Linked DNA regions of Homo sapiens: regions 1 and 2 are each linked to region 3. Evidence: chromatin loops called from intact Hi-C (ENCODE). Cell type or tissue: CD4-positive, alpha-beta T cell. All regions are shown on one strand.

Region 1 (8,000 bases), 300 kb after region 3:
CTAGATTTTTAAAAATAAAACAAAGCACAGTGTTAACTAGCAATCCCAATTGAGTCTGGATATCCCATGTTTTATCACATCCTGGCATAATGAAATTAACTCTGGCCTTAAAGGTTATGAGCTCTTTCTGTGTATCTCACAGTTTCTTGTGGTTTTATATATATATACACACACACACACACACACACACACACACACACACACACACACACACACACATATATAGTCTTTTTTTTTTTCTTTTTTGAGACAGAGTCTCACTCTGTCACCCAGGCTGGAGTGCAGTGGCACCATCTCGGCTCACTGCAAGCTCCGCCTGCCGGGTTCACACCATTCTCCTGCCTCAGCCTCCTGAGTAGCTGGGATTACAGGCGCCCACCACCACGCCCGGCTAATTTTTTGTAATTTTAGTAGAGACGGGGTTTCACCATGTTAGCCAGGATGGTCTGTATCTCCTGACCTCGTGATCCACCAGCCTCAGCCTCCCAAAGTTCTGGGATGACAGGCATGAGCCACTGCGCCCAGCCTGTTTTTTTTTTTTAGACAGGGTCTCACTCTGTCACCCAGGCTGGAGTGCAATGGTGCGATCTCGGCTCACTGCAACCTCCATCTCCCAGGTTCAAGTGATTTTCGTGCCTCAGCCTCCCAAGTAGCTGGGATTACAAGGGTGTGCCACCATACCCAGCTAATTTTTGTATTTTTAGTAGAGACAGGATTTCACCATGTTGCCCAGGCTGGTCTGGAAACTCCGACCTCAGGTGATCTGCCCACCTCAGCCTCCCAAAATGCTGGGATTACAGGCGTGAGCCACTGCACCTGGCCTCTTGTATATTGTATTAGGGTGAATCTTGCATGAAACCCTTCAAACCAGAGCTGTTTGGGGTCAACATCTGAATATAGCACTCAGAGCTAAGAGTCATGCTTAGTGTCAGCAGGGGTAGGCCCAACAAAGGGATACTTAGTCCTCGCTTTTTGAAGCACCAGAAATTCTACAGCTTGGGTTACATAGATGCTCTAAGGTAAAAATATTAACTTTCTCTTACTGAATTTGGTTTGCTTTTGGTGACAAGAATAAAGACAGGTAATAAGAAGGCAATCTACCTTGGAGTAATTCCATTAGTCACTAGATCTCTGTTTTTAAAGACCATCCTCCATAAGATAAACCATTGCTCCTTGGAGACTTGGCTGATTCCAGGGCTGGGGCTGAGATAGTACAAAATAAGCCTGGACATCTTGTTGCACTGGAAAGTAAATCATTGCTCAAAGAATGATGGGAATATGTAAAAAGAACAAAACCCCCAGCTTAAAAGGGGCTCTAGGCTGGGCGCGGTGGCTCACGCCTGTAATCCCAGCACTTTGGGAGGCCAAGGCGGGTGGATCACTTGAGGTCAGGAGTTCATGACCAGCCTGGCCAATATGGTAAAACCCTGTCTCTACTAAAAATACAAAGAAATGAGCCAGGCATGGTGGCATGTGTCTGTAATCTCAGCTACTTGGGAGGCTGAGGCAGGAGAATTGCTTGAACCTGGGAGACGGAGGTTGCAGTGAGCTGAGATTGCGCCATTGCACTCCAGCCTGGGCAACAGAGCAAAACGCTGTCTCAAAATAAATAAATAAATAAATAAAAACAAAAATAATGGGGGGTGGGAGGGAGGGTGGCTCTACTGCTAAATTTGGGACAATGTGAGCACCAAAATAAATAATGATAATAACATAGCCCTGTGGTCTTGTGACTTAATAAGAAATATTTATTTGGTCTTTTCCCCTGACTGAGTCTTGGCACACAGCTTCTAAAGCCCTTGAATTTCCTGAGCTGTAAGGGCCATAGGTGCATCTTTTGTTCTAATATTTGGTCTCTTTGACCCCAGTTCCTGACACAGAGCTCATAAATCTTTTGGAAGGAATTGCTTTCCCTTTTGCTCCTAAGCAGATAGCTACAGACCGAGGCCAGATGTCTCCACAGGTAGCTACTTTATATTGACTTTATGTAAAGTGCAGATTTACTAAGCATGAGACAAATACATAATTGACTATTCCTTTATGCCCTCCTTTCACATATGAAATGTGGATTTGGTGAACGCTGATCAAAGACTTGAAAGAATGCAACTGCTTGCCCCTTTTATCTACCATCTCCCCCTTTTCTTTCTTCCTCTTTCCCCTACTGCTCACCCTTTCCCCTTAATTATTGACGTTCCCAGACCCTTTTTGTCAAAAGCTCGGATCACAGATTGTTCCTGCAGGTTTCTGTTGCTTTTTCCCAGGTGCATCTTCAACCCTGGCAAAATTAACCTCAAAACTGATTGAGATAAGTCTCAGATACTTTTTGGTTTACAATGGTTATGTAATAAAATGCCCTTGATTTTATAAAATACACACTGAGATATTTCGAGGTGAAGGAAAAGGAGCATTATACCCATGGCTTGTTCTCAAATGGTTCAGAAGACAGAATAAAGCAAATGTTAACATTTGAGAATCCAAGTGGATATGGAAATTCTTTTACTATTTTTGCAACTTTTCTCTAAGTCTGAAATTATTTCAAAATAAAAAGTTGAACATGTTAAGTGGGGATAGTGAGTAGATCTTAGGTTTACTTTATTCCTAAGCATTTGGATTCCAAGAGTGGGTGGTCCTAAGCCCAGAGAAGAGGCCAAAAGGGAAGCTGAGGGTAGACAAGGCAGTGGAATGTTCCTGGGGAAATGCTTTGGGTTGGCAAAGCATTGGTCCTCAGAGCAGCCCATTATGTAAGTGCATACAAGGGAAGGACCAGAGGACAAAGGACACAAATTAAAACCACAGATTCCAAAGCACCACAAGTCCACGCATAGGCAGATGTGTGGGCAGCCAGGAGTAAAAGGGGCAGCAATATTAAAGAGTAAAAGGTGTCGATGAGTACTTGGAAAGTGAATTATGAGGTCCCTCAAAAGGCAGAGAAAGCTTGCACATCCAGCTTCTTCCAGGAGATTCTTAGACACTTCCTTACTGGGGCAGAAACCTACCTGAACACTTTGGCAGCCACAAGCAAGTACAGGCAAGATGAATGCGCTTCCTTGGAGGAACAGAAACCCAAAACACTAGAGGCAGAGCCAGAAGACCTCATCATATTGACCCGTTTTATTTTATAGACCATATGGATACCTTTCTACCATATTTTAATATCAACTCAATACCCGGTCCCCTTTAAAGCTGTCTCTTTATAAACAATGACAGCCACAACAAACAAACAAAAAACCCACCAACATGTGGCAAAATGCACGCCGCATCTCAAATGCACGCCGCATCTCAAGATGACCCGTTTCCAAATACTGTTTTGAAATAAAGGAAGCCATGCTTAAATTATACTCCTTTAGCGCCATCTTGTGTCTGCACAATGAAAAACGCCTCTTTCCAACTCTTCCCCAAATGTCCAAGAAAGGGAAATCCCTCCTCATTCCAACCTAAAATTTTCCTAGGTTTAAAATTTCTTCTTCTGAGCTAAAATTACTCTTAAAAACACATTAAAAGAATTAAATCTCAATTCTCAGCAAACAAAGACATTCTTTTCAAAGTTAAGTGTACATGAACACAAGTGGAGAATAGCAAAAACAGATTAGTCTTGATTCACAAATCCCTTAACTATCTCACGGTATTCTGCAATTCTCCCTTCAAACTAATAGTACTCCATTAAAATAGAACCTTTCATAAATATGTCAGTTTATAATTAAAAACAAATCAGCCATATTGGAAATGTAGTTTTATCTTCTTTCCTTTACTCACATTTGAAGGACCAAACAAGCAATCTTTTAAAAACAGCAATAACAACAAAAACTCAAGAATTAGGAGCTTTTCATAACAATTTCAGTGCACATTTTTCAAATTTGTTTTCCTTTCCCAAACTTAAGCAAAAACTCATTATCTTCTCATCAGCAATAAATACCATGATATAAATTTCCAAAGAACAGCAGAAATCTATTAATGGCATGCAGTGGTGTGCTGGAGCCAACTCATACTGGCTCATAAGACTATCGTGTGTATCTCCTTCCAAACACAGTCTGTGATGTCACACTGGTAGTTTGAAACCAGCCATAGTGGGAGCACTTACCCTGCGGAACTGGCAAATGCTGCAAATCAGGGTCCCTCTTGCCCCAGTCTCCTCCTGGAGAGCCGATTGTTAAACTCTTACCAGCACACATTGCATAAGGGAGGCAAGAGAACACTTGTATCCGAGTCTTTGCACTTTGCTGAGAAATCTCTTACGTGTCACCAAAACCTTTTCTTATTTTTTTATTTTGGAGATGGCGTTCTGCTCTTGCTGCCCAGGCTGGAGTGCAATGGCACGATCTCGGCTTGCTGCAACCTCCACCTCCCGGGTTCAAGCAATTCTCCTGCCTCAGCCTCCCGAGTAGCTGGGATTACAGACGCATGCCATCATGCCTGGCTAATTTTTGTATTTTTAGTGGAGACGGGTTTCATCATGTTGGTCAGGCTGGTCTTGAACTCCTGATCTCAGGTGATCTGCCCATCTCATCCTCCCAAAGTGCTGGGATTACAGGCGTGAGCCACCATGCTTGCCTACATGTCACCGAAATCTTAATGGTCATGAACTAAAGTCTATGAACACAAGAAAGACTTCATTTTAGGGCAGCCTATAATTAAACAATTTAATATCTTAAATCCCAATTATACCTTCCAACATTACATTTACATTTAGCAGCTTCTTCCTCCTCTAGCTTCTTTAAATTTCTCATAAATCAAGAGAAAATAAGTATTAGCCTGTAGTGAGTATGTTCAGAGCTTACTTTATGAAACAGTTTTCCTGGAATGCAAACAAAAAACAAATGCTTAAGGGATCTCCAGACAACTGCCAGGTTTCTCCTGGCTCCATCCTGATTCTTTTATGTCCCAGGTCTAAGGCCAAGGGCTTACTTTGATGATTATGGCAATTTAGTCTGTGGTTGGACGGAGAGGACAAATGTGGAAATTATCAGGGGCTCATAAGAGTGCTTTGATTATGTCAGAAACTTTAAGCACAGCACATATATTAATAGTTATTTCTTTTCTTTCTTTTCTTTTTCTTCTTCTTTTTTTAAAATGGGGATGAGGTTTTGCTCTTTTGCCCAGGCTGGTCTCGAACTCCTGGGCTCATTGGTCTCAAACTACTGGGCTTGAGCGATCTTTTCACCTCAGCCTCCTGAGTAGCTGGGACTACAGGCATATGCCACCATGCCCAGCCTCAAGTAAAAGTTATTTCTGAAACCGGTCATTAAGAATGTGAATTATAGGCCGGGCACGGTGGCTCACGCCTGTAATCCCAGCACTTTGGGAGGCCGAGGAGGGTGGATCATGAGGTCAGGAGATCGAGACCTTCCTGGCTAACAGGTGAAACCCTGTCTCTACTAAAAATGCAAAAAAAAAAAAAAAAAAAAAAAAAAATTAGCTGGGCATGGTGGCGGACGCCTGTAGTCCCAGCTACTCTGGAGGCTGAGGAAGGAGAATGGGGTGAACCCAGGAGGCGGAGCTTGCAGCGAGCCGAGATAGCGGCACTGCACTCCAGCCTGGGTGACAGAGTGAGACTCTGTCTCAAAAAAAAAAAAAAAAAGAGTGTGAATTATAAACTTCACAAAAGATTGGGTAAAATTTCCAAACACAATACAAGACAATAACTATTTGGGATTACTTTTGGAAATACGGGGTAGAAGATAAACTCTGATATGAGTCACATGAGAGAAAAGGACAGCAAGGTGTTCTGTGCATTGTTATAGGGAAAGTATGTGTCTAAGCACAGATTTTTTTGTTTTGTTTGTGACAGGTTCTCATTCCATCACCCATGCTGGAGTGCAGTGGTGTGATCCTGGCTCACTGCAGCCTCGAACTACTCCCAGGCTCAAGGAATCCTCCTACCTCAGCCTCCTGAGCAGCTGGGGTCACAGGCATGCACCACCATGCCTGGCTCCTTTATTTTCTTTTTTATTTTTATTTTTTTGTAAAGACGAAGTCTCACTGCCCAGGCTAGTCTTGAACTCCTGGGCTCAAGTGATCCTCCTGCCACTGCCTCCCAAAGTGCTGGGTTTACAGGCATGAGCCACTGCACCTGGTCTAAGCACTGAATTAACCAGCACAGCCATGGCAAGGATGAGAAAGATCTGAGGTTCTGCCGAAAGCATGGCCTGCATTTATCTCAGGCTGCTCCACTCGGAGGATGAGCTATTCTCAGGCGCTTGTCTCCCCCAGGATCCTGATGGGGACTACACAGGATACAGAAGGACAAGGCCAACCTCACCCTAAACATCTTGCTGTGTTCTGAAAGCCCCATCTCATTGTTTCTCCTATTTTTAAAAAAGTCTTCTTTTCTTTCCTTAGCATAATTCTCAGCTTTCTCCAGGCCTGAGCTCTGAGGCCGCTGTCCTGGGGAAGCTCTTCCTGTTGGCCTGGAATGTGGTACCCAGCAGCTTGGGACTGGATCGTCACTGCTGGCTGGAGTCAGCAGAGGGAGCATGGGTCACACGATGTGGCCACTGTGCTGCTGGCTCTTCAGCACGGAGTCTTCAGAAAGCACAGAGGACAACCGGGCGCAGCGGCTCACGCCTGTAATCCGAGCACTTTGGGAAGCCGAGGCGGGCGGATGACCTGAGGTCAGGAGTTCGAGACCAGCCTGGCCAGCATGGTGAGACCCCCGTCTCTACTGAAAATATGAAAATTAGCCAGGCATGGTGGTGCACACTTGTAATCCCAGCTACTCAGGAGGCTGAGGCAGGAGAATCGCTTGGACCTGGGAGGTGGAGGTTGCAGTGAGCTGAGATTGCGCCATTACACTCCAGCCTGGGCAAAAAGAGCGAAACTCCGTCTCATAAAACAAAACAAAACAAAAAATACAGGGGCCTTTTCACCAGCAAAGTCAAACAAGTCCACATGAACACAGATCAGGAGCTAGATTAAATTAATTCACTCTCTTACAAGAAAACTAAATTAAAATTTTATTTTTTTAATTAAATAATTAAAAATTAAATTCACTCTCTTACAAGAAAATCCAATGGATTTCTTTCCTCTGATTATAAAACAAATGTTTACCTTATTTCTCATCTTAAACTTTTCTGTTTCCCATTTCCTATAACAATGTTCTAAAATCTCACCGTCTAGAGATAGCCACTATGAACTTAATAAAGCTTATACTAGATTTTTCACATAATTACAAAAATAAGAGTCTTCTCATCTTTTAAAATTTTGTTTTATGGGGCTACACAATTCCATAATGTGGATCCACCTTAACAGACTTACTTGACATCCTATTTGGAGTGTTTAAAATTTTTGTCATTTTATAGCAAAAGATTTTTCTGTAGTTTGTATTATTTTCTCAAGACCAGTTGCTAGAAGTGAATTATTGTGTCTGAGGGTATAAGATCTATCTGGCTAAAAACCCTTCCAAATTTACATTCCCATCAGCTGTGGATGAAACTGTCTTCCATAGCATCCTGGCTAGCACTGTAATTCTAATTGTGTTATTTGTCCAAAAAATGGAATATGGTTATTGTGTTTTGCATTCTTTTGCTTACTAAAAAGATTGGCTGTATTGTATGGTTTTCTTCATGCATTAATTGTATATGTATTTAAAACACAATTTTATCCATCTGTCCACTCATTCAGCAAATGTTTATTGAACACCTACTGTGTATAAGACACTGTGCTAAAACCACACACATTATCCTGAACCAAAATCTTAATGGCCTCTGCCGCAGGACACCATCCCTTCCTGGCTCTGCCATTCCAGTTAGTGCCTCCTGTCGGCTGATTTGAGAACCGGTGTGAGTGTCATTGCCATCTTCCATCAATTGACACATTCTAGGAAATTCACCTTGAAAATGTCTCTAAGTGTCATCCCCTTTTTTTATTTCCACAACCACTAACTCTTATCCAGGCATCCAAGAGCTCTTGCAAGGAATATAGGATCTGAAGTGATCTTCCTCCTCCGTATTCAACCTACAAACTGATGCTGGAGCAGTCTACCTTTCCTCTGATCAGAAACCTTC
Region 2 (8,000 bases), 87 kb after region 3:
TAAACTGCTTTATTGAGATATAATTCACACATCATAAAATTCACTCATCTAATTATGCAGTGTATTGAGTTTTAGTATATTCACAGAATGGTGCAACCACCACCACATTCTAATTTTAGGACAAACCATTTGTTTTCAAAATTGAAGATAAAGAATTCCATGTTATGCAACCTTGGCTAGATTTAGAAACACATCTGTTCTATGGGGTAGTAAGTCTCTGGCCATGAATTCCTCCTGCCTAACTCTATCCTTGAAGGCTCAAGAGGAGCAGGAGCTCAGGGTCTGTACGGCAGGTGTGGGTTCTTAGGGACGGCTCTGACTTGGTGTGGCAAGGCGGCCAGCAGGTCACTTCATGCCCTCTAGCTCCAAACGATCACATTCTGAAAGAAAGGAGAGAGCAGAGATTTCCCAGAGCTTTTTGCCTCTTTCATCAGCAGCAGACGGAAGTCCTGGTCTCCTCTCTTGTACCCTCCGTCTTGGCTTCACTTTTCCTCTTTAAAGGAGCCCAGAGAAACATTCTTTAATTGCTACCCAGACCCGCCTCTAGAGGGCAGACAATTCCCCAGCTGAGCGGGGACACAGACTGCATCTCAGAGCCGCCCCGCTGTTCCATCCGCAGGAACTCTTTTCTAGGATTTTCTGCTTTTGGGTCCCTCCTAGGTTTGCCGCAGCGCATCCCCGTGCTGGCCACCTTCTGGCGCGGTGGGGAGTGGAGGTGTTGTGGTTGTGGCTGTTTTCTTTCTGGAAAGAAATCTCTCAACCTACCCCTCCCGCAACCCCAACTCAGGTTTAGAATGTATCGAAAGGACCGCAAGAGAGTTCTAACCATTTTATTTCATACACGTTACCCTTCATAGTCCCTTTAAAAATTTCGATAAAATGCGCGTGCCATAAAATTTACCATTTAAACTATTTTTAAGCGTACAGTTCTGTGGCATTAAGTACGTTCACATTGTTCAACAATCGCTACCAGGTTTTTTTCATCTTTGCAAACTGAAACTATATGCCCACTAAACAATAACTCTCCATTTCCCCTCTCCCCAGCCACTGGCAACCAGCATTCTACTTCTGTCTCTATGAGTTTGACTACTCCAGGAACCTCATATAAGTGGAATCAGACAGCATTTGTCCTTTTGTGACTGGCTTATGTCACCCAGCAGTGTCTTCAAGATTCAACATATTGTAGCATGTGTCAGAATTCTTTCCCCCTTCCCCCTCCATCCTCCATCCTCCATCCTCCATCCTCCTCCTGCTCCTTCCTCTTCCTCTTCTTCTTCTTCTTCTTTCTTCTTCCTCTTCCTCTTCCTCTTCCTCTTCTTCTTCTTCTTCTTCTTCTTCTTCTTCTTCTTCTTCTTCTTCTTCTTCTTCTTCCTCTTCTTCTTCTTTCTTCTTCCTCTTTTCCTCTTTTTTTTGAGACAGGGTCTTGCCTTGTTGCCCAGGCTGGAGTGCACTCGTGTGATCATAGCTCATTGCAGACTAGAACGCTTGGGCTCAAAGGATCCTCTTGCCTCCCGAATAACCAGGGGTACAGGCATGCACCACCATGCGTAGCTAATTTTTGAATTTTTATTTTTGTAAAGAGAGGGACTCACTATGTTGCTCATGCTTGTCTGGAACTCTTGGCTTCAAGGGACCCTCCTGCCTCCACCTCCCAAAGTGCTGGGATTATGGGTGTGAGCCACTACACCTGGCTCAGATTTTCTTTCTTTTTAAAGTGGAATAATATTCCACTGTATGGCCATGCCACATTTTTTTCATCCATTCTTCTGTCAATGGGCACTTGGGCCGCTTCCACTTTTGGTTGTGAATAGTGTTGCCACGAATGTGGGTGTGCACATATCCCTTTGAGTCCATGTTCTCAACTCTTTTGGGTTTTCATGGTCATTTTTGCCCAATGGGAGAATAAGATGAATCTACCCTAAGGCAGGGCTTCCCCACTTTTTCGTGTCCTGGCTTACAAAGGAAATATCTGTTTGTCTCCCTGGGATTTGGAGCCTCAACAGGGTAGTGGAGGTAACTAGCCCAGCATCCTGCTGCCCCAGCTGCCCCCTCCCAGACATGCCTGGACACATGGGGTAGGGGAGCTCTCTGCTCTGGATAACGAGATTCTCCAGGTTTAGAGCCCATGTGTCAAGTGGTACGTGTGGTGCATGGAGTGTAGACGCTCTAGGTGTGGGTGATGGGATGAGGTGTACTAAAAAGGCTCTTGTTTCCCCTTGGCTCACACCCCTTCCTAGAGTACTTGGCCCTCTGTAGCCCTAGAATGAGACCCACTGGCTCTCATAGCCCCTGGCATAGCAGCTGCTTGGAACAGCTGCATAATGTTACTGAAGTGGAGCAATCAAATTATTGAAAATGCCAGCATTAAGTTAGGATGCCCAAGGCAGGCAGGCGGCTGTGGGGGCTGAGCTGGAAGACTGGGTAGATTTATGGACTGGGGCTGCCGCTCTAGGTGGCACTTAGAGACCAGTGTAAACTGAGCTGCGGATCCCGTTCAGAAGAAAAAGTGAGAAGGAAGCCACAGGCAGGGCTGAGCGGAGGGCAGGTGCCTTGAGGGAGAGGGAGAGGAACAGGGGAAAAGTGGAGGAGGGAGAGGCTGCCCCAGGACTTAGAGCTTCTGTGAGGCTTTGGGGATGCTTCTGCATTTCACTTTTGCAAAAGTCAATTCTATCGATATTACAGTCTCCTTCCCTTGAGACAGATGGGCTGGCTTACCCACCCTGAAGGTTCTTGGGGGCAAGTGCAATTGAGGAAAAGCCAGAATGTGGTGAGGACTGCTTCAGGACTGGTGCAGTGGGAAAGTAACAGAATGGCCATGGAGACAGCACTGAACGCTTCTTTTTCAAATATTTTATTAATCTGTTTGGCCAAACAGGTAATGGAAACTGAGAATAATAATTTGCTAAAAAGTTCAGGTCATGAATGCCCCTTTCCCCCAGGAAACAGAAGACTCCATGGTTACAGAATGCACCATTGGGTTATGACAACGTTTCAAAATAATGTTTCCATTTCATATGTAACAATGTAAACTTCAAAAATAGTAAACTCTAACCCCTGACCCTCTTTACAGATCTATCACAGATAGAATTTTCTGGCAGACCTAAATTGTGTAAGTAAACAGCCTGGTGCTTAAAAGTTTCATAAAAAGGTTTACAGATTTCAGTAAATAATTTTTCAGTCTTGGTCAGGAAGTAAAAGCAGCCAGCAATTCCCCTCCTGCACAATGTACCTTATATGGGTATTGTACACCGCGGGCCACGCTCTGTATACACTGGCCATCAGCTCTGTCATTTTTTTGTACACAGACATACACATATATAGAGAGTTTTATTTGTTTCTAAAGATTTTTACATCTAAATTATAAGACGGCGCCAGTGACGTATCACGTCACCTCGCTTCACATAGGTAAAGACGAAAATTCTGTAGAAGGCACTGTGATTTCTCTTGCATGATCTTACACAGACACGTGAGAGCAGGCCAGCCGGGGCTTGGACTTATCTTGTCCTTCCTGGTACCTGGCACAGACCTGTCCTCTGACAGTTTTTGATGTTCATCATCCATTTCTGCCTTGCCTCTTCACATCCCAGACATCCTTCCCTCCCTCCTTCCATCCCTCCATCCATCCATCCAAATAAATTGACAGTTATCTTTTGGTTCATTGAAATTCCTTAAAATTAAGAGTACAGCTCTGGTATAAAACAAAATATGACCTACCATAGCTGAAAAATAATCACAGTGTGCAATGTCATGTTCAGTTGCTAAGATTCAAAACACTTGCTAAGATTCAAAACACTTGCCCTGATGGCTGGCTTGTCAAGAACGTCAGCCATCCAAAACGATCTACGCAGGGAACTTTTAAACCCACTTTACATTCGTTGGAAAAGCACTGAGAGGTTCTTCTTTTCTCTTTTGTATTGAATTGGTACCCTTAAGTGGAAGGTCTGATGTGGAAAAGTGCAAGCAAATTGGACATGCCAATAAATACCATAGAACTTACCGCAGATGACCAAAACTGTACAGGTATGTACACCTTACCCAACTGAGGTTCCTCCCGGCAGGAATAGACCTCCCAGTCATTACCACCGAGTTCTAGAGGAGTGGTGTTAGCGGGCGAAGGAAGGGCGGGCTCTTCTGTTCTTGCTCTGAGGTCCTGAGCTCAGGTCGGCAGCGCCCTCTGCAGGCTCCTCCTTCTTCCTCACTTTGAGTCGGGTGAGCAGCTTGATCAACCAGACATCCCACTCCTCTGGCAGGAGCAGGAGGAGAAAACCCAGGCCGATGATGATGATGGCGATGACCCGGACCCCATTGAAGACGATCTGACTGGTGTAGTGATCAATCACTGTGGGAGACAGAGCATGGAGGTTTCTCAGCTGCAGGGTTGGGGGCATGTCCCTGGAGAGTGGGCAGGGCCTGGGGGCACCCTCCTCTGTCTGGCAGTGTTGTGGTCTTCCCTGGACCACAGGATTCTCCTCAGTATGATTTTGTTCCAGGTGGGCTGGGGTTACCTCTAGTAAACAACCCTTAACTTTATCAAACCTCTCTGGTATGAAGCCTTGCACTTGTATGTCACCTCCCAAAACTGACTTGGTAGTTCAAACATTGATTTATGTGATTAAAACAAGTGAATGAAGGGCAGTTGAGGAGATGAGAGATAGATAGTACACACACACACACACACACACACACACACACACACGCATTTGACCCTTGAACAACATGGGTTTGAACTGTACGGATCCACTTACATGTGGATTTTCTTCCACCTCTGCCACACCAAGACAGCAAGACCAACCCCTCCTCTTCCTTCTCCTCCTCAGCCTACTCAATGTGAAGATGACAGTGAAGATGAAGACCTTTATGTGGCCCACTTCCACTTAACAAGTAGCAAATATATTTTCTCTTTCTTACGATTTTCTTAATAACATTTTCTTTTCTTTAACTTTATTGTAAGAGTACAATACATAACACAAATAACACATACAACATATGTGAATCAACTGTTTTTCATCAGTAAGGCTTCTGGTCAACAGTACCCCATTAGTAGTTAAGTTTTTGGGGAACTGAAAGTTGTATGTGGATTTTCAACTATTCAGGGGTTTGTGCCCCCATTCTCTACATTGTTCAAGGGTCAACTGTATTTTTTTTTTTTTTTTGAGACAGGGTCTCACTCTGTCACACAAGCTGGAGTGCAGTGGTGCCATCAGGGCTCACTGCAACCTCCACCTCCCGGGCTCAAGCGATTCTCCCATCCAGCCTCCTGAGTAGCTGGCACTATAGGTGCCACCACGCCTGGCTAATTTTTGTTATTATTATTATTATTATTATTTTTGTAGAGATGGGGTTTTGTCATGTTGCTCAGGCTGGTCTAGAACTCCTGGGCTCAAGCGATCCTCCCACCTTGGCCTCCCAAAGTGCTGGGATTACAGGCGTGAGCTCCCGTGCCTGGCCTGTATTTTAATTTTTAATATTGGTAAAACACCCTGTTAATTCACTAGATAAGGAGAGCCAACCAGCCAGTCCCTTGAGCAGATGTCGGGGAGAACCCAAAAGCCAGGCAATGGCTCTGCCTTGACAAGTGAGATACGCGGCAGGGTCCCCGGCTTCTCTCTTCCAATCAAGAGTGGCCTGGGATTCCTTTTCTGGACTCATCATTAAACCTTTTATGTTGCAGGTAAGTAATGAAAAATGATTTTAATGAATCTCTCAAACACCTGGCCATATTATACGCTGAAAGGAAGTTTCTATAGAAGACAACTGGAGCACGCCTTCTGGAGACAGGAACACGGTATGACCACAAACTAAAGATGCAAAGAATGTAGGGGGAGGACGGTGACAAGTGATTTTTCAGAAGCCTGCAGCATCTGGACCATTTTTCTTTTTTACCAGCTGTCCAGGAGCTCAGGTGCTTTCTGCATTTTGAAATGCTGTCTCATCGGTTATTTCATCTGGTTGTCACATCAACCGAAGTAGCAAGGGTAGGTATGACTTTTCATTTGCAGGGGAGGCAAGCTAAGGCTCAGAGAGCAGATATGTTGGGACCACAGATCTCCAGGTGGGTTGTGGTGGTGCTGGGCCTGAGCCCTGTCTCCTGACACCTCCCCCAGGCCTGGTACACTGCCGCCGCTGTGAGGCAGTCCTTCTGGGGGAGTCTGGGCCATGGTGGGGCAGAGAGGTCGAGCGCCTTTGGAATGGGAGCGGTGGGAAACCAAGTCATGAGGAAAGGCTTGGGAAATTGGGGTGCCTGCAGGCATAGTCACCACCACATTGAACAGGATAAGGGTTTGCCATTCCTTTGGGGTGGGGGGGGGGCAATCTTTTAATGGCCTGGAAGTGGCAGGATTTGGGAGATGGCTTTGGAGGAAGCTGTGCCAGGGACAAAGGAGTGAGTGTTCTGGGGAGGACAGATTCACAGCCCTTTTCTGGCTGAGAGAAGGATGCCTAGGGAGGTCAGGTATGAGGCCAGGAGGTTCTGGGAAGAAAATCCAAAATTCCTATCCGTGCGAGCCAGGAAAAGGAAGGCAGTGAGGGGCAGGTGAAGACAAGCTTCTGAAAGAGCTGTCAACTGTGTGCCTTGGCAACGAGTCCCCAGGGGAAAACAAAGGGCAGTCCCGAGTTCCTGGGCAAAGGGCGTTCTCTCCCTGTCTTCCCGGAGGTCAGGGAAAATGCCGTTCACGCTTCTTCAGCTTGTCAGCATGTTTCTACCTCATGCCTTGAGCAAATTTTCTCCCCCAGAAAGTTACCTGCAAAAGTGACATTTTTTTTCTGCTACATCATTTCCTACATTTGTTAATAATGCTGATGAGATTCATTCTGCTCCCCATACCAGTTAGAATCAAGATGCCTTTAGACTTTCTGTGTCTTGAAGTGGTATGTGAAAATCAGCCCATTATGGAGAAAATATTGCATATATAACTAATAGCAACATTTCACCTAAATGCTTTTTTTTTGGCAGACAGTTAAACACGCATTCTATAGCAGGCAGAGCAATAATATATGTGAGTATGTATGTGAGAGTATGTGTGTGTGTGTGTATGCATGAGTGTGTGTATGTGAGTGTATGTGTGAGTGTGTATGTATGCATGAGTGTGTGTATGTGTGTGTGAGTAGGTGACTGAGTGTGTGTGCTTATGTGCAGATATAGAAAGCCGCATAGGTTTACCTGCATTCACAGGTATGCTGAGGACGATTCCAAGAGACATCAGAGTGGGATATGTAACGGCAATTCCAAAATTTAATACAATATTGAATGCTGAAATAAAGAATGTAAACAACGAGTGTTATTCATGACTGCTGTGTACTTTACCTCCCTGCTGGCCTATCTGACCCAGGTTTTCCTGATGAGGCTGGAGTCATAGGAGTTACAATGACCCTCTGCTCTGATTCAGTGAACTCAGAGTTCCTCTGGGGGCTCCAGGACTTGGGACCAGGAGCAGACACTCTGAGTACTCAGCCCCTCTGTTCCCTGAGTTTTGAAGAAGGGAAATAAGTTTGGAAATGGTAACCACTGAGAAGGTGACTGGGACCATCTTACCAATTTTGCTTTTCTCTGCTGCTGGCAATGCTTCTGGGATAACTGCATGAACAGGAGCTCTGGGAATTGTTTTTTGTTTTTTTGTTTTGTTTTGTTTTGTTTTGTTTTGAGGCACAGTCTTGCACTATCACCCAGGCTGGAGTGTGGTGCACAGTGGTGCAATCATAGCTCACTGCAGCCTCAATCCCTCTGCTCAAGTGATCCTCCCACTTCAGCCTCCTGAGTAGCTGGGACTGCAGGTGCACACCACTGCACCTGGCTAATTTTTAAATGTTTATGGAGATGAGGTCTCATCATGTTTCCCAGGCTGGTCTCGAACTCCTGGGCTCAAGCGATCCTCCCATCTTGGCCTCCCAAAGTGCTGGGATTACAGGCATGAGCCACTGTACCTGGCTGGGATATGTGTTTTTAGATGGAAACTGGGTAAGTCATGTCCTTGGTTGCATTCCTGCCTAGCTCTAGACTTATA
Region 3 (8,000 bases):
CTGACCCTTGCTGTAGACGTTTTCCTTGTAGATGATTTTCCCTTAGACTAAATAACCTAAAACGTAGATGTGTAACACTGAGTGCCTTATTTTTCCCCTCAAACTTGATCTGCTTCCTACTCTAGTGAATACCACCACCATCTATACAGTTGCACAAACCAGAAACCTTGACACTTTCCATGCTCTGTGTCTGATTCGTGACCAGGTCCTGATCTTTCTGCCTGAATATTTCTGAGTTCTCTCTCTTCTGTCCCTGCCATTGTATCTCAGTCGACGCTACTGTCATCCTTGCAGTGGTTCCCTCACTGGGCTGCCTACATCCACTCTTGGCTCTGTTTCCATCTGCTTTCCACCCTGAAGCCCAGGCAGGGTTTCCATGGTGAGAATTTCAACAGGTGACCCCACCTGCTGAACACAGTGTCTTACGTCGTCTCAGGATGAAGACTATGCTCCTCGGAGTATCCCGTAAGGCTTGCGTGATCTTAGGCCTCTTTCCTCTCTAGTCTCTCTGTGTGGTCTATTCTCAATTCACTACCTAGGCACACTGATTGTCTGTTTTCCGTTGCTAGAACTCTCCAAAGCTTAGCGGTGTAAACAATGTGTTTTGTTTTGTTTTTGCAATGGAGTTTCGTTCTTGTCGCCCAAGCTAGAGTGCAATGGCACAATCTCGGCTCACTGCAACCTCTGCCTCCCGGGTTCAAGCGATTCTCCTGCTTCAGCCTCCCGAGTAGCTGGGATTACAGGTGCATGCCACCACACCCAGCTAAATAATTTTTGTATTTTTAGTACAGATGGGGTTTCACCATGTCGCCTTGGCCTCCCAAAGTGCTGGGATTACAGGCGTGAGCCACTGCTTTTTTTTCGTGATGTGTGTGTTGTCTGGGCCTGGCTGGGCAGTTTTGCTCCTTGTGGTGTCTGCTGGGGCTGGGACTTCCAAATGGCTCCTTCGCTCACATATTTGTCACCTCAGCTGCAATGGCAGGAGCAGCTCTGGTGGCTAGGCATCGCTCCCACTCTGTGTCTCCAGCAGGGTAGCTGGACCTCTTTATATTCAGTTCTCCAAGAATGAGCTTTCCGGCGGGTCGGGGGTCGAGGGGGCGCAGGCGGGTCATGTCCTGACATGCAAGTGCTCATCCAACCTCTGGATGCATCAGGCTTGCTAATGTTCACCAGCCAAAGCAAATCACATGACCATCCCTGCTGGGGTGGAAGGGGCCTGCATCGGGCATATGTAGGGAGGGTTGGTTGACCGGGGGTCACCCGAGATAACTGAGTACCACACTGACCTTTTCAGTCTTTCCTGCTTATCACCAGTCCTTTTGGTTTCAGGCTATTGCACATGTTGTGCCCTTTACACAAAATGGTCTTCTTTCTTCTCTTTATCTAGATAACTCTCTCTCCCTTCACATCTCAGTTCATGTGTCTTCTTTATTTATTTTTGAGACAGAGTCTTGCTCTGTCACCCGGCAATTATAGATCACTGCAGCTTTGAACAACTGGGCTCAAATGATCCTCCTGCCTCAGCCCTCTAAGTAGCTGGGACTACAAGCACCTGCCACCACACCTGGCCAATTTATTTTTAAATTTTTATAGAGGTGAGGTCTTGTTATGTTGCCTGGGCTGGTCATGAGCCACTGCACCTGGCCCATATTGTCTTTTTTTTTTTTTTTGAGACGGCGTCTGTCTCTGTCCCCCAGGCTGGAGTGCAGTGGTGTGATCTCGGCTCACTGCAACCTCCATCTCCTGGGTTCAAGTGATTCTCCTGCCTCAGCCTCCCAGGTAACTGGAATTACAGGTGCCCACCACCATGCCCAGCTAATTTTTGTATTTTTAGTAGAGACATGGTTTTACCATATTGGCCAGGCTGATATCGAACTCCTGACATTGTGATCCACCTGCCTCGGCCTCCCAAAGTGCTGGGATTACAGGCATGGGCCACAGCGCCCAGGCCCATATTGTCATTCTTAAAGGAAGTTACCTCCCCAAGTATTTAGATCCCCTTATTTTAGGTTTTCATAGCACATAAATAGTACTGCTTACAGTTAGGATTTTAATCTGATTTGATTTTTATCTTCTCCAGTAGATTTTTAAGTTACAGGAACTTGTTTCTATAGTAACTGTCATGTAGAAGACATTCAGTAACTGTTAATTAAATAAAGGAATTAAATAATAATAAATGATTTGCCTCTTGGATTGGTTTCCAAACTGGTCTTCCTGCTTATATGCTCTTTTCTTTCCAATCTGTCTGGCATTTATCAGTTTATTATCACTAAAATAATGTATTATTCCAAAACCACTATGATTATGAAATAATAATAGTTTCAGATTCCAGTTGAACAGTCTTTTTCAACTGGAATCAGAGGTTTCCAGATTCCAGTTGAACAGTCTTCTTAAAAAATTTTCCCTAAGATAGCTGATTAAGTCTTCTATAGGTTTTTCGCTATAGCTTTTTAAAGCCTCTACAGTATGATTCCATTTAACTTTTGAGCCTTATCTCCATCACTCTCTGCCAAACTGGCTTTGTCTCCTCTTGCTGCCTTTCCCTTAAGTTTGCCTCTGTGTCTTTGTTCTTGTTCACTTATCTGTTCTCTAACCTTCCTGCTCCTTCTCCAGGCCAGTCCTTCCCATCCTGAAGGCCTCACCTCTCCTGAAGTGAGCATGCCCTTGGCTCTGCCACAGATAATCAACCCTTGGTATCCATGGGGGATTGATTCCAGGCCCCCTACGGATGCCAAAACCTGAGGATGCTCAAGTCTTTTGTTTAGAATGGCATAGTAGTTGCACATAACTGATGTGTATCCTCCCATATACTTTAATAATCTTAGATTACTTATAATGTCTAGTACAATGTACATGCTATGTAAATCGCTGTTATACAGTTTTAAACTTTGTATTACTTTTTAATTGCATTATGTTTTAAAAATTTTTTGTTAAATATTTTTCATCCACGGTTGGTTGAACTCATAGATGCAGAACTCGTGCATACAGAGGGCACACTGTACTTTATTTTATGTTTTTTTTTGAGACAGGGTCTTGCTCTGTTGCCCATGCTGGAGTGCAGTGGCACGATCTCAGCTAACTGCAAACTCTGCCCTGGGTTCAGGCAATTCTTCTACCTCAGCCTCCCCAGTAGCTGGGACTACAGGTGTGCGCTACCATGCCCAGCGAATTTTTGTATTTTTTGGTAGACATGGTTTCACCATGTTGGCCAAGCTGATCTCAAACCCCTGGCCTGAAATGATCCACCCGCCTCAGCCTCCCAAAGTGTTGGGATTATAGGCGTGAGCCACTGTGCCCCGCTGTACTTAGAGTTGAGTTATTCAGTACTTTATGTGACCTGCTGATTTTTGTGTGCACTGGCATTTGGCTCTAGGAAATATTTCCTTTGCTTTCAGTCCTGTGCCTGTTGCCGCAGCCCCCTTCCCACCCAGACCCCGGGCTGTTCCAGGGAAGAGGCTGCCTCCTGTCCTGGGCCCTCATAGAGTCCAGCACGGCGCTTTCACGTGCATGTTTCACAGTAAGCTTTGAATCAATATTTGTTTATCTGATTATTTTTTCAGGGTGAAGAAAATCTTAAAACAAGCATTTGTACGTTTTTAGCAGTTTTATCACATTTAGACATTATTACTCAAAATATTCCAGAAAAGGTAAGTTTGTTTGTAAGAATTTAAACTTGACTGTAAAAAAAGAATTGTATGTATTTGTACCAATTTTTTATATGTAGAGCATTCCTGTGAATGTTTGCAATTTTTCCCTTTCCTTTCCACTGCCCTGCTAATGTGCACATGTATTAGACACAAATACCCAGTAAATGGGAATTACCCATTTACATGCATACACACTGAGGTGTGCTTGAGTACATACCAAATTTATAGACAAACTACTGGGTAAGTTTTTGTTGATACTTGTATAAAATTAATAATTATTTATAATTCTTAGGATTAGGATTACTTAGGATTCTTTAAACAGGACTTCCCTTACCTTCTTTGACTGAATGGTAGTTATTTAACAAATGCTCGTGCAAAGAAACTTATGGCCAGACTATTAAAAGCTGTTGGGTAATTGAAGGTGATATAAAATGACTGTCATCATTTGGAGTGTGCAGTACAGTTACTTCATGTTCCTCAGGTTTAGAACAATTTCCCCTGTAAGTTCTCACACAGATAGGCAGAAATCATAACTAATTTTGGTTAATCACTATGGCAGCCGTTGAAGAATTTAAGAGAACCTGCCAGTAAGATTTGGAATAAGATTCTATATTATTGCATCCACAGAAAAGAATGTACTGATATACTATAAACTCTAGGAGAAAACTTAATTGAAATAGTGTTATTAAGTGTTGAAAGTACCATAAAAATATAAGGGAAAATAAGCTTTCCTAGAATTTTTCAGTGTTCTAGTTTTTAAACAGTGATGTTTTTTATTAACCTATTTCATCCATTCAAAGACAGGCCTTTCTCCACACCACATTTTCCTCTAAAATCATGATAACACTTTTAAATTGATGGTGTCTTCCAGTGTGTATCAGCCAGATGGCAGTGTGTTACAGTTCCAGGAAAACTCGTTCACATCTTCCGTAAGATCAAGAAGGCTCTGGCATCAGATAAGATCAAATGTTGTCTTTCTGTTTTAAATATGTGCCGCAAAGAGATTTGCTTACAATCTATTGAGAAAGCTAAAACAGAGCAGACATTGTCCTGTTGCGGGGTAGATGAATAGCCTAAGAATAGTTTAGACAAATTCTGAAAACGAATTTACCTTAGAAGATGTTCATGTTAGATCTGGTAAAAGTAACATGTTATTTTTCTGTCAAGCCCTTTTTGTACTTGCCGTTTATTACATATTTTAGATTTATTTTTTATTTTCGAAACATCCAAAAAGGAATGCTAATTAGTGAAATGGAAGAATTTCCATTTCAACACCTTAGGAAAAAAAAAACTGACTTGACATACCTAAGAAAAGGCCAAGTTGATTTACTTTGTCAGTCTCTTCATTTGTGATACGTAAAGTCCGTTGTTACCTAGATAAATGTAGGTTTGATTTCTTGGAAGCAATCACTTAAGACTTTCCATTTTCTTCAAAGCATCTTACTTAACCTGCATGTGGGATCTGTACTGAGCAATTAGAGATTCAAAACAACTGTCACACACGACAGAGGTGGTAACCGCCCAACAGGTTCACCTCTTCCGCCGCCTACACAGAGCCGATTTATCAAGACAGGAATTGCAATAGAGGAAGAGTACACAGAGCTGCTTGTGCAGGAGACTGGAGTCTTATTAGTACTCAAATCGATCTCCCTGAGCATTCGGGGATCAGAGTTTTTAAGGATAATTTGGTGGGAGGGGGAAGGCCAGTGAGTCAAGGGTGTTGATTGGTTGGGTCGGAGATGAAATCATAAGGAATTGAGGTGTCCTTTTGTGCTAAGTCAGTTCCAGGGTGGGGGCCACGAGATCAGATGAGCCAGTTAATCGATCTGGGTGGTGCCAGCTGATCCGTCGAGTGCAGGTCTGCAAAATATCTCGAGCACCGACATAGGAGCAGTTTAGGGAGGGTCAGAATCTTGTAGCTTCCAGCTACATGACTCCTGAACCATAATTTCTAATCTTGAGGCTAATTTGTTAGTCCTACAAAGGAAATCTAGTCCCCAGACAAGAAGGGGGTTTGTCTTGGGAAAGGGCTGTTATCATCTTTGTTTTAAACTATAAACTAAACTAAGTTTCTCCCAAAGTTAGTTGAGCCTACACCCAGGAATGAACAAGGACAGCTTGGAGGTTAGAAGCAAGATGGAGTTGGTTAGGTCAGATCTCTTTCCCCACCTCAGTTACAATTTTGCAAAGGCGGTTTCAGAATCAGAGCACGAAGTGTTCCTATAAAAGGAAAAAAAAAAAAAACCTTTCTTAATTATGCTCATAGTTGTGTATTGTCCTGTCAGCTTGCTCATTGTGTAAAATGAGCGGACATGAGAATTCACGAGCAGAGCTTTTTACACTGATATGTATGAAAGCATCATTTACGTCCTGAAAGCCCCAGCCGAGCGATCACTGGCAGTGCCAACATTTTTGAGTGTGGGCTCCATAGGAAGCACTGTTTTCCCTATTGAGAATTATAGTGGGTTTTTTTCATTTACGAGTAATGTATACCTAGCTCCAAGATCTTGGTTGCTAACACCATTCTCCAATAAAACGAACCAGGGATCGCTGGAGAAATAGCTGATTCTAAAACTAGGGCAGAAAGTATACAAGATGAGCCTGGAGCATCTTGTAGAGTCAGAGAGCAAGGCAGAACTTTATACATACAGTGATGTGAGATGGGCATGCAGAGGGAAGATGTTCCCAGTGGCTGAAGCTGAAACAGTGTGAGCAACAAAATAAAGCAGTGTTGGATCACAACCCAAAGAATAAAATAAATATCCTCGAGCCCACACCGATATAAATAAATGATTGAATCAATAAATGAGTCCAGGCACTGTGGCTCATGCCTGTAATCCTGCACTTTGGGAGGCCAAGGCGGGTGGATCACTTGAGGTCAGGAGTTCGAGACCAGCCTGGCCAACATGGTGAAACCCCGTCTCTACTAAAAATACAAAAATTAGCCAGGCATGGTGGTACATGCCTATAATCCCAGCTACTCAGGAGGTGAGGCAGGAGAATCACTTGAACCCGGGAGGCAGAAATTGCAATGAGCCAAGATTGCAGGACTGCACTCCAGCCTAGGCGACAGAGTGAGACTCCATCTCAAAAAAAAAAAAAAGGATGGACAAGACAAATCTCTTGTAAAAAAAATTACAAGTAATTTTTATAGAAGCTCTGCCCTGAGGGAGGGGGAGCGTGACTTCTCACTCCTTCAGTGTGGGCTGCACAAGTGACTTCCTTCCATATGGGATCGTTATAACAAAAGACTGTAACAAGGGCTATGGGAGTTATAAGACAGGAATTGTGGACAAAAACCAGTGTATATCATAACATCACACCTTGTAATGTTGGCAGTACAGTCACTGACCTTTGATAAATGTTGATGACATGTTGAGTAAAGGAATGAGAGAAAGAGGATTGTTTATCTCTGTTTTTATCCTTCTCAGAGAAACTTAGAGTAACAAGTGTGTTATCAGCCATGCTGATGCCTTTGGTAAACTATTGTGTGAATATGGTTGTTTTGAATTGGTCAGTAGAAACTGGGCTGCCAGGCGCAGCCGGTAAGCATTTCCATGTGAGCCTTAGGGGAGAAGTGCATTTGGTAGGAGCATCAAAATAGCTTCTGATATTTCATTAAAAGTTTGGGTCCGTCTGGTTCCTTCATTAGTATATGTCACTTCCTTTGACCTTCAGTGTCTGTTGAACCATGTGATTTTAGAAAGCAAGGGATTGCTTGACATCTCCAGGCTGTGAAGACTAAAGTTCACAGGAAAAGACTACAAGGAAATTTAAACAGTTTTATTATTTTCCCCCTCATTTCTTAATTTTCCTGCCACTACTCAGTACTGTGTGGGTCCAGGATCACCATTAGGGAAGACAGAGTAGCTCAGAAATCAGTAGTGAGGAGGAGGACAGCACTTTGTGTGGTATCTTGCTCTAGGAGCATTTTCAAGCCATCAGAAGTGGGACTCTTGAAGACTATTTCTGACTTTCTCAGCACAAATTAAGATAATAGGAGATGGAGGCTCCATTTGAAAAACATTTTGGTTGTATAATGGTTAGCATAAAACATACTTTTTTCAAGTTAACTCAGGTACTAGAGTATGGGGGGCGGGGGGAAATGTACTGCAGCATTAATGAAAACTAGAGCTGGGAGAATGTGTTTTTCCTTGAGTAAATTGCAAATGCCTGTGCACCGCATTTGACCAGGAGGGAAGAATGAGAGGCCCTGGTAGCAAAGCCAGTGGAAGAAGTTTTACTAGGAGCAGTTGTATCATTCGTGTACTTTTTTTGTGTCATACAAGTGAGAGTAAAATGGTCCATGTCTGTGTTTTGAGGAATTTTTTGCCTTTCTTTTCAGAAACTAAT

Evidence for each region. A loop is a pair of places that touch in the nucleus more often than their neighbours do. Peaks named below come from ENCODE experiments on the same cell type or tissue, not always from the same donor. Only the 100,000 strongest peaks of a DNase experiment are listed, where the experiment ranks them.
Region 1: a loop joins it to region 3, with 4 times the contacts of the local background. A loop is called at or near these places in 4 of 110 quality-filtered maps.
Region 2: it touches region 3 in a loop (12-fold over the local background); 9 of 110 quality-filtered maps call a loop at or near these places.

What each region holds. Positions count from the first base shown.
Region 1 is chr1:234,110,132-234,118,131 of GRCh38, reverse strand. All of the region lies in intron 2 of SLC35F3 (solute carrier family 35 member F3), which reads right to left. Among named protein-coding and RNA genes, the nearest start is that of SLC35F3-AS1, 160 kb to the left of the region's middle. In CD4-positive, alpha-beta T cell, CTCF peaks have their summits at 3,195 and 3,394 (motif pointing left); a DNase peak (open chromatin) is centred at 3,341; H3K27me3 peaks cover 257 bases.
Region 2 is chr1:234,319,347-234,327,346 of GRCh38, reverse strand. It overlaps SLC35F3 (solute carrier family 35 member F3), which reads right to left. Exons shown (of 8, transcript NM_173508.4): 7 at 7,160-7,249; 8 at 2,836-4,339. The coding sequence ends at 4,104. Among named protein-coding and RNA genes, the nearest start is that of MIR4671, 17 kb to the right of the region's middle. RefSeq lists an enhancer at 596-765. In CD4-positive, alpha-beta T cell, CTCF peaks have their summits at 348, 561 (motif pointing right), 3,965 and 4,170 (motif pointing left); DNase peaks (open chromatin) are centred at 556 and 4,156; H3K4me3 peaks cover 1,062 bases; H3K27ac peaks cover 1,104 bases.
Region 3 is chr1:234,406,092-234,414,091 of GRCh38, reverse strand. It overlaps TARBP1 (tRNA guanosine 2 -O-methyltransferase TARBP1), which reads left to right. Exons shown (of 30, transcript NM_005646.4): 23 at 3,561-3,647; 24 at 7,993-8,000. Among named protein-coding and RNA genes, the nearest start is that of COA6-AS1, 36 kb to the right of the region's middle. In CD4-positive, alpha-beta T cell, CTCF peaks have their summits at 4,333 and 4,533; DNase peaks (open chromatin) are centred at 4,561 and 5,161; H3K4me3 peaks cover 948 bases; H3K27ac peaks cover 1,878 bases.